2 separate regions of the Mus musculus genome follow, and region 1 is linked to region 2. The links are chromatin loops, found by intact Hi-C in ENCODE. Cell type or tissue: left cerebral cortex. All regions are shown on one strand. Each heading gives the region's core, and the rest is flanking DNA. Links, peaks and the distances in the headings are about the cores only.

Region 1 (7,558 bases), core at 3,083-5,582, 210 kb before region 2:
GGCTCACTTGGTCTATCCCATTCACAGATGAAATGTCTCAATATCAAAACCCCCCAAATTCTCACGGCCAGTAGGACTTTCTATGATTTTTTTTTTTTTAAGATTTATGTATTGTATGTATGTGAGTACACTGTCACTGTCTTCAGACCCACTAGAAGAGAGCATCAGATCCCATTACAGATGGTTATGAGCCACTTTATGGTTGCTGGGAATTGAACTTAGGACCTCTGGAAGAGCAGTCAGTGCTGTTAGCAACTGAGCCATCTCTCAAGCCCCTCTGATTTTTTTATTTTTAAAAAAATTTTTGTTAAGATTTATTTATTATTATATACACTGTAGCTGTCTTCAGATGCACCAGTAGAGGGCGTCAGATCCCATTACAGATAGTTGTGAGCCACCATGTGGTTGCTGGGATTTGAACTCAGGACCTGAGTCATCTGAGCCATCTCTCCAGCCCTATTTTTTAAATCTTAAACAGTATGTCCTAACCATGATCCAAGTACATCCCACCATGCTTCTCTATGTCAGCTTGATTCTTACCACAAATGACTGTCAGCATTGTCCTTGCAACTGGTTAACTAGAATCGTGTTCACTGAGTTTTCTCCGAGTTTTCTTCTCTCCTGTGCTGTCAGTTCAGTCATCTTCTCATTCAATAGTCATTTTACATGGAGTTTCAGATGTGATAGACAGGTAAATGCACATGGCTGGGTGCATGGGTGGGGCTTCCATTTGGGTTTGTTGTTCTGTTTTCAAGAGGGTTTTTGTCATAGAATCCAGGCTGGCCCAGGACTCGGGTTCTCTCACCTCAGTCTCCCAAGTGCTAAGATTACCATTCTCTCTCTCTCTCTCTCTCTCTCTCTCTCTCTCTCTCTGTGTGTGTGTGTGTGTCTCTTTCACACAGAGAGAGACAGAGAGACAGAGAGAGACAGAGTGTATTAGTCAGGGTTTTCTAGAGTCACAGAACTTATGGGTAGTCTCTATATAGTAAGGGAATTTGTTGATGACTTACAGTCTGTAGTCCAACTCCCCAACAATGGTCAGCAGCTATGAGTGGAAGTCCAAGGATCTAGCAGTTGCTCAGTCCCACAAGGCAAGCAGGCGAAGAAGAGAGAATCTTCCTTTTTCCAATGTCTTCCTTCTTCCAATGTTTTTATGTAGGTCTCCAGCAGAAAGTGTGGCCCTGATTAAAGGTGTGTGCCACCACGCCTGGATCTGGGACTTGCTTCTGGGACACACACATACACACACACAGACAAGAGACAGAGAGAGAGAGAGAGAGAGAGAGAGAGAGAGAGAGAGAGAGCCTAGAGTCCTGGCAAATGTTCTATCACTGGATTTTATCTCCCTCCCTCTTTTTACTTTTCATTTTGAGACAATCTTTCACTAAGCTCTTCAGGCTGGCCCCAAAGTCACTCTAAAATAGCTAGAGTAACCCTGAACCTGTGATCCTCCTGACTCAGTCCCAAGTACGTAGGATAAGACCTAGATCCAGCAGGTCTACTTATCGACTCCCCCCCCCCCACCTCCACACACATTATTTTATTACTTTCCAGGGAGGAGACATTGTCCTTATTCTTCCGATACCGACTTAAATGACTCACAGTCCACCCCCCTCAAGAATGTAGATTTTGAGTGGGAGCCTTGTAAGTACTTGCGATGAGCAGGAGTACCAGAGCTATATACCCCATACTGGGGCTGCACAAGGAGTCGAGGTTAGCTACACAGGAGAGGGATTCACAGTGAAATGGCAATATAAAGCAAGTAAAGACAGAGAAAGATCTAGAGCAGTGCTTCCCAACCTGTGGATCGTGACCTCTTGGCAAACCTCTGTCTCCAAAAACATTTACATTACTATTCATAACAGTAGCAAAATTACAGTTATAAAGTAGCAGCAAAAATAATTTTATGGTTGGGGTTGCCCCAACCTGAGGAACTGTATTAAAGGGTCACAGCATTAGGAAGGGTGAGAACCACACTGACCACACTAATAAGGTTCTTTTATCAACAGTCTGACAAGAAGAAAGGACACACAAGGACACGGTACAGAGAGGCACTTCCCCTAATCTCCGATTGTTTCTATTTAGGAGCAGGGTGTGCGGTCATATCTCCTCCCATCTTGAGTGTGCTTTGGGGCAGAACTGAAGATAGCAGCTATCAGCTCAGGGTTTGGCTAGATCCAGCGTGTCTGCCTACTTAACTGATCTGGAGCTCTAACTCAGCTTTAAATTCAATTCTCAGTGATGGTTTTCAGAGCTCTTGTTATCCTGCCTCCATCTTGGCTAAACTTTTCAATTCTTCCCTCCCCTCCCGCCATGAAGCCAATGGCTCATTCCCCCTCCTCCTGTGACCAGGCTTGCTTGCCTTTCTTTCTTCAAAAAACAACTTTATGCCAATTCTTCCTCTGCAGACTCTGGCCTCTGTAGCCCACGAGTTTCTTCTTCCTCTGTTCATCCAAGGGCTTCCTTGGGTGTTGAATGTGTGCTGAGTGGGGCCCCACAAATAGCTCAGTTGAGAACTCTTTACTAATGTCACATGTTGTGTACCCTGCCTATAATGGAAATAAACACACATCATATATTCCGGACCATCTTGGAATGGAGGTTATTAAGAACTTTAATTAGTGTGGAAGCAGGATTGACAGCATGAGGTGTCACAGTGTCTTGAAAGAAGGCGCGACGGCGCTGTGAAAGCTGACAGGCCCCTTCCTAAATACCCTACAGCGCAGGCGCCTCACCGGAACTCCTCATGACTAAAGCTGCAGGAAGCGTTTCTACACAAGATTCATCATCTCCATCACAGCCTGATTATCCGGCTCCCAAACTCACACTGCCAGAGTGCGTTTTGTGGTTATGCTTTTCAGCTGTGTTGCTGATGTTTTTGATGTTTATCAACTGCGTGCTTACTCTGAGACCTGCACAAATGCGTCAGAAAACCCAGGCATCTTTCTGAAGGAAAGGTCTGTTCTCTCAGATACGCCTCTCCTTTAGCTTCCATTTTCCTCTCTTCCATATTCATTCATCAGTGCAGTTAACAAGTAAACGCCAAACCTCTAGCTTATGGCAAGAAAGTGGGTTCTGTGTCCACATCACAGTCCCTTGAAGGTCATAGGGCTAGAATAGGAGGGTAGTAGGCTGTGTGTGGACAGTTAAAGCTCCTAAGGTCTGTCTGACTGGATAATGACAGTTATCAGACAGGGATTTGGGGAAGGTGAGGAAAATATGGAGGATATTTTAGAAGCCAGGTTCCACGTTATCCAAATTCAACCCCAGATCCCTGCATAAGCTGCAGGAGAATCTGGCAAATGGAATTTAGCTTTTTCCCAGTGGGAATATAAAATGAATTTGGAGAAGAAATTCTCTACATCCACTGGCTGTTCCCCCACCCCACCCCATCCCCGCCCCCGTCCCCTGACCCCGTATACACATTTTGACACTCCCTGTGATGCTAATAATGTGTGGTGTTGTGTGAGCTCAGTTGCCTCTCTAACAAGCATATGTACCTTGCGTCACTTCCCATTCTGTGAAAACTGAACCTTACCTTATACATAATGTCTTAATTCTCCGGGAAGACTTCACGGCGGGGGGGCGGGGGGGGGCGAGGGGCAGTGTGAAAGACGTCAGCGGGAAAAAAAAAACAGTTATCCATGGGACATGAAATCAGTAAATAACTGAACTTTTGAGAAGCTGGTTGAGTATATATCTGCGTTCAAATTAATCAGTGCAGGAATTGAAACTGGGATGCATTTATCAGTAGGCTGAATGACATCTGGAACAATTAATTTGCTACCATCCCCCGAGGAATCTAAACCAAGACCTTGGACGGGCTAAACACTTGCTGTTCCCCTAAGCTACATCCCCAAAACCCCCAATCCTTTTATTTATTTGTTTTGAAACACAGAGTCTGGCTGTGCAGTCTCTCCTCCTGCCTCAGCCTCGGGAGGCCTGGGATTACACGTGCTGTCACACCCAGCTAAACTTGGTATTCAAAGAATCACGGATAGGGCGCTGCGGTGCGGTTATAGTTAGAGAACTCCACTAGGTGGCGCTGTTTAAAAGCGTCCCAAATTCCAGGGAGCGGTAAAGCTTTCTGACGAAAGGCAACCCCACTTCCTGCCTTTTTGAGAATTTAGGGCGCTTCGTTACCAATTGTAGCTGGTTTTCCTAAAACACCATTGATGTGGTAAATGTAATATTTTAGCATGACATGGAAAATGTTTTAGTAAAATAATTCAGCCTAAAGTTTTCTTAAAAGAAGAAATCATTAAACAAACCATTTAAAATGAAAAAAAAAACCTGTCCCGAAATGACAGCCTGTCGCCCAAAGTGCAGAGTCAGCAGCAGGGACTCAGAAGGCAGCCCAAGCTGGAAATTTCCCTTGCTCAAAGTGGATTTTAAAGCCAACACAGATTCTACTCCGTTTTTTTCTAAGCTCTATTTTGAGATAACATATTTTGAAATTCCTAAGGTAATCTGCTAAGTTATATGGATTCTGTCAACTCCAAATAAGTCCAAATCGCCCAATTAATTCTCCCTGTAACTAAAATGTAATTATTATAAAAGCATCAAACCCAGAATTTAATAAGTGTTGCCTCATTTGCTATCATAAGGAAAACCCACAGCTGCTGATGAGACAGAACAGGGACGAGTCGTCCCTCCGTCTATGCAGCCATTCATATAGGTGTCCTGGGTCCCAGGTGTTGGCTCATATCAGGAACAGGGGGATTTGAACTGGGGAGATGGCTCAGTGATGACTCATTTGCCAGAGTTTGTGTCTTTAGAACCCAAAGACAAAGCCCAGCAACCGTAGTGCCTGAAGGCAATCCTAACACTCAGATGTCAGAGACCGCATCCTCTGCTGGCTAGCTAAGCCTAGTCCGCACTCGTTCTCCGGACAGCACATACACAAAGCATTTGCCTGCAGATGTACGAGGGCTTTCATCTGGTAACGCAGGCAGAAAATTGACAAACTGGAGAATGGGCCCATCTTATGTTCTTACTCCAATCCTTGGCTTGCTCCAGGGAGACCAGGGATGCAGCTCCTGCCGTTTCTGCTCCCACTATCCCACAGGGAAATTGACAGTAACGTTGGTTTGCTCCGGGCAATGATGGAGGTTCACACAAGAGCACCTACGCCTACCATCCACCCCCCCCCCCCCCCAGGATCCTTCATATACTTAAATGGAACTCTACATTCAACGTCACTTAGCAGTTCCAAAATTTCAACAACTGTTAACTGAGAAATCGGAACACTGCATTCTGGTTAGTACCAAAGCCGTGTAAATGACCTTGGATAGTTTACAGAGAACACCTTCTATTCTTGTTTTTTACAAAACCATGGGAGCCACGTGTTTCCTATCCAGGGACACTTAAGTCCAAAAAACAGTTGCATAATCTTCTTGTGTTCTTGCCTGCGTCAGGAGTTAGAGTAAGGGGTTCAGAGTCAAGAAATTAGGGTTGGCTCCGCTGATGGGTAAGTTATCCCACCACCGGCCATGAGGAAGGACTAGATTTAGCTTTCCTTTTTAAAGAACTAGAAACAGAGCAAAATACATGGAACAATGGCTTAAAGACACCAGATACTAGGCAACGTGGGTTCATGATACAGGATAGAAATGAGAGACAGGAAATGGGGCCCCAGCTACCTTGATTTGGCACTGGAGGGAGTTTCTAGACTTCTGAGCCAAGCAAAACCGAGTCATCGAGTTTAAGAGACTGTGACTGAGGTTTGAGGAGATGATGACAGCTTGAGTCCCTCTCAGACAGGAAAGGTTACATGGAGCTCAAGTTATCAACTGAAAAATGACCTGAGTGAATAGGAGGGGAAACTTCTGTAACCAGAGAAATTCCAAGACATCAGTACCAAGCCTGTGCCAGGCATGTGAAAGAGGAAGAAAATGGCACCTGTACCTAAGAAACCAATCAATAGCCATAAAGCAAAGTGATAGATGATGGAATTATTGATAAAATATTCAAAACCTAAAGACACAAATCTGTGAGCTAAAAATACTGGTAGAGTCAAATATAAAACAACAATGGATGTTATTCGTTCAATTCATTGTTCATGAATTGTTCAATGAGGAATGAATGACTGACCTTCAAGTCTCATCCAGATCTAAGAGTCTACTATTGTTCCGGAAATTCTGGAAGTATACAGATTGTTGTTTTGCTTCCGTTGAAACAAATTAATCCAAATATTATTAACAATATCATAAATATTATATTATTATTGTTGTGTCAAGAAAGCGTTGTCAATAGCCCTGGTGTAAACATGTAAGAGGTGGTAATGATGCCTATTGTGTGGCTAGTTCCTATTGTGTGGCTAGTTCCTATCGTGTGGCTAGTTCCTATTGTGTGGCTAGTTCCTCCTGATGGAAACATCCCCTCCTGGACCTAAGGACGGAGACCTGTGGAACTCACATGAAAGTTAAAGGACCTCAGGAGGAAGTTACAAATCAGGAGGCTGGGGGTCCCAGGGGCAGAAGCTGTTGCTGAAGCAGAGGAGCATCATTGGAGGAGCTGCCTGCAAATTGGGCATGACCCGGAGTAATGCAACCTTCTCGAGCAGACCCTATGCCGAGGTTGAGCTTCCTGGTGATGTAACTGCCCCAGTCAGACAGGTTCCTGTAAGCAATCCAACTAAACTCACTGCTTCACCAAGCTAGAGAGGTGGGGTCCTGGCCGGTATGTTACTGTTTTGTTAACTTGATGCAAGCTAGAGTTATGTGAAAAGAGGAATCTCGGTTGAGGAAATCCCTTTATTAGATTCCTTGTAGGCAACTAACTCCATCTGGGAACTCTTTCTGTTTGTTTGATTGATGTGGGAGGGCTCAGCTAACTGTGGGAGGTGCTGACTTGTGTAAGAAAGTAGGCTGAACACGCCAGTTAGCAGTTGTCCTCCATTGCCTTGTTGCTACATCATAATTGTAATTTTGCTACTGTTATGAACCATAACGTAAATATCTGATATGCAGGATACCTGATATCCTATGAAAGGATTGGTTGTCGCCTAAAGGGGTCACAACCTGTAGTGGAGAACTTCTGATCTAAGTGTCAGTGGGGAGGCGCTAAGAGCATAGTTTGTATATATCATTTGAGCCCTAAGTAAGCCCAGCCTAGTCAACTGTCCTTACTATCCGGTGAGTGGGATGTCTTGGGTGCTCATGGGGAAACAGCCTGAACTACCAGGCATTATTCTGGGAATCATGAACCACTCAGCGAGGACAGGGATGCACAGTATGTTAGTGCTGTGCACAAGCCAACACGGAGACACTAGATGGTTTGCTCACTAGAAAGTCGATGTTTCTACAAGCAGTCCGTGCACTGTATCATTGATAGCAACAGTCAGAGGTCAGCCTAGAAAGATAAGAACTTGGAGGCAAAATGAATCAATCATGAGCCTGGGACAGACATATAGCCTGTTTCAACACAGTAACGGGGATCTAAGTGCGGTAAGATGTGGCAAGATGGCCTGAGTGTGCAGAGCAGAGCCATGTTAAGAGAGGAATTCGGGCTCACAGAGGGCCAGCTTGTAAGAGACACACATCCAACAATAAGTATC
Region 2 (7,558 bases), core at 2,188-4,687:
AAGAGTACATATGAAAAGTCACATATGTAGCAGAAGATGGCCTTATCTGGCATCAATGGGAGAAGAGGTCCTTGGTCCTGAGAAAGCTTAATGCCCCAGTGTAGGGGAATGCCAGGATGGGGAGACGAGAGTGGGTGGGTGGGTAGGTGGGGGAACACCCTCATAGAAGCAGGGGGAGGGGGCATGGGATAGGGGGGTTGTGGAGGGGAAATGGAGAAAGGAGATAACATTTGAAATGTAAATAAAGAAAATATCCAATAAAAGAAAGGGAAAAAATGAGCCATGCAAATGAGCTGAAGGCATCAGAATGTGCTACCACTCAGCCACCTTCGCATAAAAACTGCTTTGAGCTGGAAGCAACCAACACCAACAAAAGCTCCCTATGCTGCCCTTGTTTGCCAAAAAGTAGAGCCTGATTTCACTTTGTGAGGTGTTGCTCCCTCTGCCTCTCTCGTGCCAGGGAAGGCAGAATGAAAAGCCACTCTAGGCTGTTTGTCCAGAGGCGGCACTGCAAGGCACAGCGTCACTAACATGGCTGAAACAGTCCTTCTCCTCCAGTACCTTCCCCCATGTATTCAGCTTCCCACCAGCCACTGCCCTTGGACGCCAGGAAACCTTTTCCTCTGCCTTGTCATATACCCATAAAATTGTTCCCCCCTCGTTAAAATGACTAGTAAGTCTCAAAGACCAAGTAGCTGCCTGGGGTTTCATTCCATTTCTGTGAGGCCCATATGCATCTCAAAACACCCTGTTCTCATTAATCTGTCTTTTGCCAGTTCAATTAGCAGGGTCCTCAGCCACTGCAACTGAGAAGGTGGAAGAGAAAGCTTTTGTTCTTCTTTGGCAGACCATTACTTAGATCCTGGATTCTTAAAGTTCCCCTAAAATCACCAAATGTTAGCTGTAGTGTTAAGGGATACTGGGAAGAGGGTCTCTAGTCATTTGCTTGATGGTGTTCTGGCACCTTCTCTGAATACAATTATTGACCCCCATTACCCCAGCAAGTAAGGAGGTTCTATTGAAGAACAATTTCTGTCATTATATCATCAAATCACTGCCTCAATTTAAAATGTCACTCCTGCTGACACACTCAATTCTTACAAACAACCTGGTTATTCCTTGAAGCTGGACCCAAAGCCTTTCAAGACTGGTTGGCCTTTCGCTAAATTATCACCGATAGCTTTTCTTTTTGGGGGGTGGGGGCGGGGGGGGAGGGTGTGTGTGGTTTTTATTTGTTTTGATTTTGTTCGGCTGGAGACAGTGAGAGACAGCTGAAAACTTGGGGGACTGTTTAAAAAACGTGAGGATGAGACATAGGAACTGCAGTATCCGTTGCCTGGCTGTGTCCTGTGTTGCTTGGTGGCCGTTCTACTCATTCCTCCTGCTTGCTCTGAGGGTTAAATCAGATTGGATATATAAAGTAGTAAGCACAGGGTTCAGCACATAGTTGAGCACTCTCCAAACTGATTGCCCAGCAACATGTGGGAAGCAGGGGTGGGGAGCCCTGATCAGCAGCCAATACCAATTTTAAGTTGTCAATGTGGTGCTTCTGAGTGCCTAACTGGCTCTTGGAAGTTGTGTGAGCTAAGTGTTGAATGGCAGGTCCATAGTTCCTCCCAAGAGTCCTTGGAGATTCATCCAATATATTTGGTTAGTATGCGTGTGACCTGTGTGAATCTACTCTACTGTGAGCCATGTGTCTACAATGCAAGGAGGATGCTAAAAACTAAACAAGGCCCGATCTTTCTTTCCTAAGTCCTGTGTCCAACCATTACAAGGTGAAGTGGCACCCATGGGGAAGGATGACATGACCAGGGAGTTCCCAGAGGGACACCTCACTTATCCTGGGGTTCAGGGATAAGCAGCTCATGAGTAAAGTGAGATCTGGATGGAACAAACATGAAGCAGCCAAAGCCTGACATGCCAGTGGGCAGAGACTAAGAAGTTAGTGCTGGCACACAGGCCAGGTGGGCCCACGCCGAAGATGCCAGTCTCATTTGACCAGTGCTTACCTGTGAGCATCAGTAAGGAGCCAAGTGGGCTTTTAAACAAAAAACAGAGATTGTTCAAGAGTGAAAACTGTTTAAAAAAGACAGAATGGACCAGCAAAGTCAGGGACTATGATCAGCACCTGGAGGAGGGTGGGAAAGTTGTCAGAAGTCCCTGATGCTGACCCCACTACAGTTAGTGTTGGACGACACTGGGTACCTAAGTACGATATGGGGAGTTTAGATGTAGATGCTGTTCTTGGTATGAGATACTGGTAGAACGCACAGGAAGTGGATGGGAACGTGGAGTTACACTTAGAAAAACTCAAGCTCTTCAAAGGCTGACTGGCAGGAGTTGGGAGGGGAGAGGAGGCTGAGGGGGTGGGAAATATGTAATATGGGGCAAACTGGAACCCACGTTTCCAGCTGCCTTGCCAAGGGAAAACTAAGCCGACCAGCCTCAGGGCACCTCAGAGCTCACTGTCCCAGGAAATAGGACTGGAATTTCTCTAAGTCGCACAACTGGGGACAGACCTGCTGTGCGTTAACATAATCAGGCTCCAGGGAAAGTCAGTGTTCCACTATTTTGGAAAATACAGTAAATTCTAGGTTTTTAAAAAAGTTATCTCATGAAACCAAGTTTATGATTTTTTTTAAATTAAAATATGTCTTAAGATGCTTAAATGTTCGAAAGGGGGAAGGGTAGCCTATCAATGCAGTTCAGCTATTGGACCCTCCCCCAAAACACTGCCTAAATAGTGTTATAAATTTCAGAAAATCTCCTCCTGAGCATGTAGGCTTCCGAATCCTCTTGAACATTGCCTGATAACCATCAGATGATCCACACGGCTGTCTTTGCATCAGAAGGATGCCTGTGCTCCTCCGGCTTGGTTTGCCTCCCACAGTCTCTCCCTTGACCCTCAAGGCTCATAGGCAGCCTCTTGTGCCTTTAGTTAGGTGGTGGAAAAATGGATTGTCGTCTGTTCCAGCATATTTATAACTGAGCGTCGACGATGTGCCTGGCAGAGAGCTACGTCCCTGGGCACGGGCACTGTGACTCTGCCCTGCTCAGGAAGCACACAGACTGGCAGGGCCTTCATCTCAGCAGGGTGTCGCAGCTGGCACTCTATGACAGCACAGATTTAACTTTGCACTTAGGAAATATTCCAGCTGTCTGCTCATCCCGCACGCCTACTCGTAACAAAAGCACATTAGAATGGATGCTCAATTCACTATAGAAATTCTGACATGAGTTTGCCAGAGTTGGACATTGCTCTGCCGCACACGCTTCAGCAGTCAGGCCCGGGCTGCTGCGTGAAGAGGGCGGATGTTCAGGATGATACAAGAGAAACTTACAAAGAGATCCTGGGCAGCCTGGGGCACCCGCCGCCCCAGCTTCCTATGTAATCCTTCTTTTTTTCTTTGCAAACTAGATTCAAACCATCATCTGACCTGCTATTTGCAGGGCTCAAGATAGATTTAAACCACAGTCAGTTATGACCAAGGGGACGCAGGAGATTAATTTGTTTTGTTGATGCTTCAGCCCTTCAAACACCTGCCTGCCGGCGTCCCTGGAGGGCGCTACTCGAAGGAGAAGGTGCTGCTGCTGCGTCAGAAAGTGTGTCTTCGCTATCGATCCCCCATTCTTTCCACTGACAGGGGAAATGAATTGGATAAAGTTTTAATGGAGACTGAAAAATCCTCCCCTGAAGGGAGGACTTTTATTTTTTGCAACAGAATTAATTTTTATTGACTAAACCACAAAAGAAACATCAAGGCCTCAAAGCATTTCCTACATAAGATTAGGTTAAGATATTTCGGTATTGAGACTTGGGAGGGGGGAGGGATGATCGAAATTCCTGCCTAAGACAGTTGCAGATTTTCCTTTTGGTTTTTCAAATGCGATGCCAAATCTGGGCCTTCTGGATGCTCCTTGAGGACCTGGTGACACTCTTCCCTCCCTTACAAACAGATGCTAGCATGCAGTCATGGCCTGTATATGAACCTTAACTCTGTTCCTTGCTACCAGGTTATCCTTAAAAGCCTCCTTGCTAATGGAGAAACCTGGTTACTCAACCTCTCTCAACTCCACTTTCTTTCTCTATCCAACAAGGTTGTTAACACACTGCTGCGAGCTGAGCTGAAGGGGTGGGGGGAGTGGAACGAGACTGGATGGGGGGGGCAGGGCTGAGGGACTGGACAGGGAGGGAGAGGCTAAGACACAAAGGCAGCTCCTCTGGGCAGACAGATAAGCAAGAGAGGAATGTGTGTGTGCGTGTGCGTGTGCGTGTGCGTGTGTGTGTGTGTGTGTGTGCGTGTGTGTGCGTGTGTGCGCAGAGAACTGCACCAGTTCCTGTGAAGCTGGAGTTACAGGAAATCATCATCTTCCATGCAAGGGCTAGGAATCACACTTGAGTCATCCAGGAGAGTGCTCGTAACCATTGAGCCTTCTCTCCAGACTGGAAGGGCAATTTTTTTTAATTGACTAAGATATTTATTCACATTACATCCTGATCAGCAGCTTCCCTCTCACCTCATCTTCCCACATCCACACCTCCTCCCCATCTTCCCCAAAAGGGAGGCGTCCCATGGACATCAACCAGACCCAGGCATATCAGGCCACTGCAAGACTAGGTGTGTCTTAAGCAGGCAATGTAGTCAGAGAGAGCTCCTGCTTCCACTTTAGGAGTTCCGCATGAAGACCTAGCTGCCCAACTGTGTAGAGGGCCTAGTCCGTCCCATTCATACAGGGGTTGGCAGTTCAGCCTCCAAGAGCCCCCATTGGCCCAGGTTAGCTGACTCTGTAGGTTTTCTTGTGGTGTCCTTGACGCCCCTGGCACCCTCAATCCTTTCTACTCCCTCTTCCACAGGATTCCCCCAATCCCACTCTATCTTTGGCTGTAGGTTTCGGCATCAGCTTCCAACAGTTGCTGGGTAACTCCACTCTGATGACATTTACGCTAGAGTCCTGTCTACAAGTGTGGCAGAATATCATCAATAATGTCAAGAGTGGGCTCCATCTCATGATACAAGTCTCAAGCTGGGCCAGTCATTGGTTGGCCCTTTCCTCAAATACTGTTCCATTCCCCACCCCTGAATATGCTGTAGGCAGGAAAAATTGTGGGTCTAAGGATTTGTGGCTAGGTTGGTTTCCTTATCCCTCCACTGGAAGACTAGCCTGGTTACAGGAGATGGCTGGCTCAGGCTTCATATCCCCCATTGCTAGGAGTCTTAGGTAGGGTCACCCTCATAGATTTCTGGGAGTCCTCAATTTTTAGCTCATCCCAGATATGACCCTCGCCTCTATTCTAGTTGCCTCTCCCAGTATTTTCTTCCTCTCTCCTCCCCCACCTCATCTGGCCTTTTCCCATCCTCACCCCCACCCCTCTCTCCTCCTTCCATCTGCCCCTCATATCTAATATATCTCCTTCTCAGTGAGATTCAAGTGTGCCCCCTTGGACTCTCCCTGTTACTTAGCAACTTTGTGTCTGTGGTTTATAGCATGGTCATCCTGTAGTTTATGACTAATATCCACTTATAAGTGAGTACATACCATGCCTGTCTTTCTAGGTTACCTCACTCAGGATAATATTTCCTAGTTCTACCTATTTGCCTGCAAATTTCATGATGTCCTTTTTTAAAATACTGGACTAATACTCCATTATGTAAATTATCTTTATCCATTCTTCTGTTGAAGGACATCTAGGCTATTTCCAGTTTCTGGCTATTACAAATAAAGTTGCTATGAACATAGTTGAGCAGTGTCCTTGTGGTACGGTTGATCTTCTTTTGGATATATGCCCAGGGGTTGTATAGCTGGGTTTTAAGGTAGATCTATTCCCAATTTTCTGAGAAACCCTCACATTGATTTCCAAAGTTGTACAAGTTTGTGCTTCAATGATTGAGTATTCCAAAGGGGGAATTTTTAATGATATTATCTATCAAAATCTGACCTTTGATCAGGCATGGCAATGCACTCCTTTAATCCTATCACTTGGGAGACAGAAGAAGGCAGATTTCCATGCGTTTGAGGCCAGATTGGTCTACATAGTGAGTTCCAGAATGGCTAGGTCTATATAACAGAGAGACCTTGTCTCAAAAACAAACAAAAATCTGACCTATGAATATATAACTTAACTGATTTTTGAGATAATCCTTTACTCTAAAAGTAAGTCTAAGGAACCATGATGAGAGCCAGTATAGGGAACAAAAGACACTGGAAATACAGGGGCAAAAATACAGGCATGAGGAGGGGAGTGATCAATGCCTATTCCTTTTGGCACAACTAGAAGAAACTTTCAGTTTTATTTAGATAAAAGTTACAAATAATAAGATTTACTCATTTTGACTGTACAGCTTAACAAATTTGGGTAATGTGTCTAGTCATGTCATCTTGTAACCACTCAGTGAAAGCATTCACTAGTTTGAGCATAATAAATATCCAATTATCTTCCTTTGTAAACAATACACCCCTCCACCCAGATCCCAGGCAACCAAACATTTGCTCTCTGATATCTGTTGACCTTTTCTAGAATGCCATACAAATGACACTATGTAATATGCAGTGCTTAGAATTTTTCCTTAATATAGTTTTTAAAAATCCATCCATATAGGGTACATTAGGATAGCCTACTCTTTTTTATTGCTAAGTAATATTCCCTATTACGGATAGATCACCCTTTGGTTAGTTATTCAGAAGCTGATGGGCAATGGCTGGGTTGGGTCCGGTCTGTTATGAGCAATGCTGTTTCTAACATTTCCACAAAATTCTTTTTGAATACATGCTCCATTTTGTTTTAAGATGTGTATTCCCACTTAAAAGTTCCAGTGTAGGAAGATCACTCCTCTGAATAGCTAGCCTAGAATAAATGAATATAATTACAGCTCGACTAGCTAAGGCTTATATAACTTCTTTCTGGATTCAATGCTTGGTGTCTTTTCAAGTATTACATATGTAAATTCAGAATTATTTGGCTTGCTCTAAGTAATGCATCTAGTTGGTTTCCCTATAAGAAGATGAATCAAATCTCTATGGTAACATCACATGATTCCCTGTGGCCTTAAGAGCACTTGATTCTCTTTCAAAGTAATCTTTCCCACACTGTTAGTCATTTGCATGGGTTCATTTGTTTGTGGTGCTGAGGATTAAACTAAGCCCAGTGCATGCTGAGTGAGTGTTCCGCCCCTCAACTACATGGAAGTCTACATGGAGAAATGACCAAGTAAGTCCATCACCCACTTTTCCCACTTTGGAAATAATGCTAGCTTCAGTCCACAGACAGGGAAATAGGATGCTCTGAGATCAGGTAACTCTGCTGACTGTCACACAGCTACAATGTAACAGAGCAGATCCAGAGTGCAGATCTAAACCACACGGTACTCACTCAGCTCAGCTCTGTTCACTTTTTGTCTTAAGAGTGTTCATTTTCAGGGGTGAGGAGATTGCTCAATGGGCAAAGTGCTAGCTATGCAAGTGTCAGTAGCTCATTTTTTTATTTTTATGAGTTATTGTATTTGGGTTTCCGCTGTTGAGTTGCATTGCTTAAATATTCTAGATGTTACTCTCTTGT

Evidence for each region. A loop is a pair of places that touch in the nucleus more often than their neighbours do. Peaks named below come from ENCODE experiments on the same cell type or tissue, not always from the same donor. Only the 100,000 strongest peaks of a DNase experiment are listed, where the experiment ranks them.
Region 1: a loop joins it to region 2, with 3 times the contacts of the local background. A loop is called at or near these places in 3 of 42 quality-filtered maps.

The regions. Positions count from the first base shown.
Region 1 is chr4:40,297,255-40,304,812 of GRCm38, forward strand. No RefSeq gene overlaps it. Among named protein-coding and RNA genes, the nearest start is that of 4930509K18Rik, 12 kb to the right of the region's middle. In left cerebral cortex, for the core only: a CTCF peak has its summit at 4,035 (motif pointing right); DNase peaks (open chromatin) are centred at 4,042, 4,318 and 4,795; H3K4me3 peaks cover 264 bases.
Region 2 is chr4:40,506,543-40,514,100 of GRCm38, forward strand. The region is part of intron 3 of 4933428C19Rik (RIKEN cDNA 4933428C19 gene); the gene reads right to left. Among named protein-coding and RNA genes, the nearest start is that of 4933428C19Rik, 15 kb to the right of the region's middle. In left cerebral cortex, for the core only: a CTCF peak has its summit at 3,456; DNase peaks (open chromatin) are centred at 2,387 and 3,155; H3K27ac peaks cover 646 bases.